Linked DNA regions of Homo sapiens: region 1 is linked to region 2. The links are chromatin contacts, found by Hi-C or POLR2A ChIA-PET in ENCODE. All regions are on one chromosome and are shown on one strand. Each heading gives the region's core, a stretch centred on a gene start or an enhancer-like site at or near the end of the contact. The rest is flanking DNA. Distances are from core to core; before and after follow the strand shown.

Evidence for each region. Hi-C counts contacts between places; a loop is a spot of excess contacts on that map. ChIA-PET counts read pairs that join two places held with the same protein, here RNA polymerase II (POLR2A). Pooled maps may share reads with other maps.
Region 1: a loop to region 2 is called in a pooled map of heart left ventricle, with 1.9 times the contacts of the local background. The contact joins the enhancer-like site here to the promoter of LINC01708 in region 2. A Hi-C loop is called at or near these places in 2 of 168 maps with a recorded cell type or tissue (K562 and endothelial cell of umbilical vein) and 2 of 50 pooled maps. POLR2A ChIA-PET finds 5 or more read pairs at or near these places in 1 of 52 experiments (MCF 10A).

What each region holds. Positions count from the first base shown.
Region 1 is chr1:99,589,600-99,592,299 of GRCh38, reverse strand. No RefSeq gene overlaps it. Among named protein-coding and RNA genes, the nearest start is that of PALMD, 55 kb to the left of the region's middle. Within about 2 kb of position 1,324, at least 7 of the 41 ENCODE cell types and tissues checked have a DNase peak (open chromatin) inside an H3K27ac peak, as active enhancers do; they include endothelial cell of umbilical vein, where a contact is called at or near this core.
Region 2 is chr1:99,486,460-99,489,159 of GRCh38, reverse strand. LINC01708 (long intergenic non-protein coding RNA 1708) reads left to right here and starts at 1,356. Exons shown (of 3, transcript NR_125951.2): 1 at 1,356-1,415. RefSeq lists a silencer at 640-840.

The sequences.
Region 1 (2,700 bases), core at 75-2,574, 100 kb before region 2:
CATTTGTCTCTCTCTCCACTCACATATAGAAACTTGTTTATGCAGTCAGTGAGTATTCTTATTATTTCTGAGGGTATTTTTATTTTGCTCATACTCTTGAAAGATAGTTTTTCTGGGTGTAGAATTTAGCTTGAGCATTATTGGCCCTAAGCTTTTAGGAGATATTACTCCATTATTTTCTGGCATCTATTCATACCGATGAAAAATCTGCTGACAATGAAGATGTGAAGAAAAGTGTTGACAGTTATGACTTTTTAGGTATTTTATCTTTTTCTTTTGCAGCTTTAAAAAGCTTTCTCTTTACACAGTGATATTCTTCTGATTTGTTCTTGTGTTTGGATGCAGATTTATCTTAGTTTATCCTGACTGAGCACTTAGACTGCTCTTTTAATGAGTGCTCACAGCCTTTTCCATATTTTAAGTGACTGTAGCCATGATCTCCCTGAATACTGCATCAAAACCATTCCCTCTAATACTCTATCATTGACACTGCTACTAGGAGTTAGAGACCCTTAATTTGTCCTTCAGTTCTTTTCATTTTTATATTTGTCTAGAATCTTTTTATTTTATTTTTTTGAATTTTGGTAACTTTTTCCAGTACTACATACTAATTTTCTAATGTATTAATTTTCTGTGTTGTTTAGGCTTTATCATGCTTGAATTTTTAAATACCAGTGACAATATTTTAAATGTCTGACACATTAATGCATTCATTTTACATTCACTTGTTTTACTTCTCTGATTTTGTTTTAAAATTTTTTCATTTACAAAATGGATGTTATTTCCTCAGTTACCTCTTTGCAGACTTTAGACATTTCCATTATGTTTTTTACATCTACAACAGGGTTTCTCAATTTCAGCACTATTGGCATTTTAGGCCAGGCCATTCTTTGTTGTAGTGGGTTGTCCTGTGCACTTAACGTGTTTAGCAGCATCCATGGATTCTGCCTACTACTACATGACAATAACACCTCTACCCCTTCATTTGAGATGGCCAAACATGTCTCCAGTCATTGCTAGTTGTTCTCTGTGGTTGAAAAAAGTCATTCTTAGTTGAGAACCACTGATCCTGAGTGAATTTATGCTCTGTTGATTTTTTTTAAGTAACTTCCTTAGTGCTAGTTTTCTTCATGTGTTTTGGAATATGATGTGTGGATTTATTCTCTCACATTCTCTGCTGTCTAGTTGTAGTTGCTGTCACTGGCTGCTTGGCCCAAAGCCCAGAACACATCTCATATAGATGGCTGAGGTTTCTATCCCATGGTGTTATTAAGGATATGACAAATTAAGGCTCTGAATGACTAGGCTCAGATCCTGGTCATGAGTCTGTGTATGTTTCTTTTACCTCCTCCGAGCATTCCACTTCCTGCAAGCTATTGTCTCAAAGAGCTGTACGTGGCAGCTTTTCTCAACTTATTTTACAACCTGGTTTCATACAGTGATACTTGTTTAATTCTCCACTTTTTCCATTGTTGTGTAGGACCCAAACTCCTGGCTGCCACTGCCTATCCTTGTATACAGAGTCCGGAAGGCTCTCCATTTCACATTGCTGCCTGGTTCAGTTCACAGGGATGCTTATTTTGCTTATAAGCACAGCTTTGAGTTTTGACGTCCTCTTTCTCTATTTTATCTGTCAGTACTGTGATTGGAACAAGGCCTTAGGGAAGATGAGGGGGGCTTAAAATGTGAACTTAGATTGGAATTGTTAAACTTTAACATTCACAATTGCTGAAAAGACCTGTTAACTTTTGATGGCTCTAGTATAGGATTTCTCTCAGTCTCAGAACTATTGACATTTGGGGCCAGATAATTATTTGTTAGGGGGAAGGGGATTATCTTTTGCATTGCAGGATGTTCTCCAGCATCCCTGGCCTCAACCCACGATATCCCAGTAGCATCTTCCTTTCCTCCAAGTTGTGATGACCCAAAATGTCTCCAGTTTTGCCAAATATGCCCTGGGGGGGACAAAATTACCCCCAGCTGAGAACTACTGCTCTAATCTACGAATGTCTGTCTTCGTACTCTGTCTATGTCTCATCCCAGGGTCCTTGATTCTTACAGTTTACAAAAACTTAAACTGATTTTTCATTTAGCATATTCTTTTAGAGTTTATATGGTTAGAGTGCTGGATTTCGAATGCATTCAATGAAGAAGGTCAAGATGATGTTGTCTGACTTTGATGTTGCTTTAGAGCATATGTGACTTGGAACAATGTTCTAGAGGGCATTAGAAGCCCACAAACAGTAGTGGGATTGAGCACTTTTGATTTGTCCTTGACCTTCTCTGTTCTAATCCCTTTGATAGCACTGCCTTTAAAATATAATACCACTTTAATGAATAGTTTCATTTAATAAATTCCACCTCTGCCCAGCCCATTGTTAATAGGATAATTTTGTCTAGCTACAGTATTGGGGAAAAGACATGGAGGCTGAGTTTGTTGTGTGAAAGGCTCTTCACTTCTCCTGACAACTCTGGCTAGGCCAGAAAACTGATTGTGTCTGCATTAGGGACTCTGTAATCTAACCCCTTCCTGAGTGCTCTACTCATTCTTTCAGGAAATCCAAGATTTAAGATTGGTTCTGACTTGGAAATTTTATTTTGCAATGAAGATTTACAGTTCTACTCCTATGGAATAACTGAGACATAAGCTCCTCTGGTCTTGGGCTGAGGTCCGAGTGTGTGGTAGACACCTGCTGCTTT
Region 2 (2,700 bases), core at 107-2,606:
TTAAAATCCCTCATAGGTATATAGTATGCAGCAGCATGTCTCAAATGTATTCGGCAGTCAACTCCCTCCATCTTTTTGGGGAGAATTTTGTGCAGTAAATGTTTTCCAAAACACACTTTGGTAAATGCTATTGTGTGTTTACTATAAGCATATTTTGCCACCTTTTTGTCTCCCATTCACTAGAGTCTGCATATCATCTTTAAAGTTTTCATAATTTTGAATCCAATGGTCTCTTTTCAGATCATGACTTCCCAACAATTGACATTACAGACAATTTCTGACTCCTCTTGGAATGTTTTCCTTTCTGGGTTTCCAGAATACCATTTCTTTCTGCTCCTTTGTCTTCTCTTTTCAGTTTTCTTTATTAACTTGCCTTTATCTAAATCTTAGATGTTAGTGTACCCCAAGGTTCCATCCTTGACTGTCTTTCTTGTGTCTCAATGTTATATTCCAGTTGCTTCGTTAAACTGCCACACTCATTCTAAATTTATGATACCTTCCCCGACATCTTTAGAAATAATAGATTACTTTTCATTTTCTCTGCTAAATGCACTTTATTTTTCCCTTAGTGAAATGCATACCACCTTGCATATGTCTGCCTCCTAACTAGCCTCTTTTGTCAAGATGTGATAGGCTCTATTGCAGTTAATGCTAGTTATCAGAAAAAAAGTTTACATCTCACTGATGCAAGAATCTGTCGCAGATCTGGGCAACTCTCAAGGACAGCTGTGTGTTCGTCTGTTCAGTGACTCAGGGATCTAGGCAACCTCAAACTTGAGGCTCTACCTTCTCAATACAAGGACTGTTCTTATATTTCCATGGCAGAAGGAGTAGAAAGTGAGTAGGGGCTTCTACTGGCTCAGTGTGGACTACACAGACATATGCTATTCACATTTCATTGAGCAGAACTAATAATAGGGTTTTATCTTTTGACAGTAAGAGTGAAAGTTTAGTTATCCATATGCCCAGGAAAGAAATAACTTTTGTTGAAAAGCTTAACACAGGGATTGTATCATAAATATCTCTATACCCCCAGTACTTGGCACAGGGTTTAACAATAGATGTTCAATAAATGTTTGGTAAATTCAATCTAATCTAGTTTCAACTTGAGTCATTTTACTGATAGAAGAACGGAAGCCCTTCAAAGAAAAGTGACTTTACTCAAATTATTCAGATGTTTACATGGCTAGAGCAAGAATCTAGATCTTTTGCTCTTTTTACTATATCTGATATTCATGGAGGAGTTTGTTCTACAAGAATTGTTATGATTTTGTTGGGTTGTGCATTATTCCCATTAAGGCTACGGGTTTGGTTGTTGGAATGTTTGTTAACTTGCTTTACATTTTTGCTTACAGAGTTAACAGAGATATGGCATGAACATGTATTAGAAAAATGATTCACACACAATAGAAAAAGTAAGTATAGATTATCAACTTGTTGCCAGCAGCATCAATAATTTTTTTTTGGTTACTAAATAGCCCACATAAGTTTGAGCAATATTGTCTCATTTACTACATGTCATTTAGTTGCATAGCAAATGCTTTTACTGACAGAAAATAAAATAAGATTGAAGAAAACCACACAGTATTATCAATTATTACCCATTCTTACTTCTTCTTTCTTTACTGTAGTTTTTGGAAGGGTAATTTAGTGTATTTGCTTAACAATTTTGGGGCCTATTTTCCCATTTTATCCTTACTAAATTTTAAGTAGTAGGTAGGGATTCTCTTAGTGCTGTCTGTGGAAATGTTGCAATTCTATGGCTACTATAATATCTTTTTTGACAACCTTACTTATTTCAGTGCTGGATGGTCTTATTTGCTTTACACCTCAGGGTTCTCCTCAAAACGCCATTGAGGTTCTCTCTTAAGCTGTACCTCTATAGGTAATATTTCACTTGAACATATAAACTTTAATGCAATGTTTCTAAAATAAACTCCTAATCTTCTTCCCTGCTCTCAAGCTTCCTCAAACAAATAAACACACTGGCAGAGACCGTTACCTGTAGCATGTGGCTAATTTCTAGTCAGAGAATATGAACAGAACTTATGGGTATTTCTTCCATGTCTGGCCCATATCATTTTTCTGGCCAATGAACAAACAAATAAGCCAAATACAACAACGAAGATTAAAAAAAAAAAAAAACCCTTCCTAGTTTCCACTTGGCTGGAGAAGACTGTGCCAAGCTTGGAAGCCATATTGTTGAAAGTGGCAGAGCATTTTATCGACTTGAGTTCTTCAGTGACTATGTAGAAAGAGCCCTGTTACTCTCCTAGACTGTTTGGAGAGCAAGAAATAAACTTATTCCATGTTGAGTCATTGTTTGAGTCCATTGTTACCACAGAATACTTTGATACAGAAACCTCAGCTTGTGTACCTGTGAAATGGAAATAATAACTACTTTACTTTGAGAACTAAATGAGATAATATAAACAAAGCACTTATTTTAATGCATGACTCATAAAATATATGATAAATTTTAGTCTATTCCCTTCCTTCCTTCTTCATATAGATATGACAAATACAATCCTTTTAATTCCCTTCAGAAACTTCTGCATCCACTACCCCTCTTTCTTGACACAGAGATAGTGGTTATGAGATTGAAACTCTGTACATCTCCCAATGCTGAATCTATACACAGACATGGATCCAAATTCACATTCTCTTCCCTTACTCCTGTTCCAATACTATTCTTTCTGC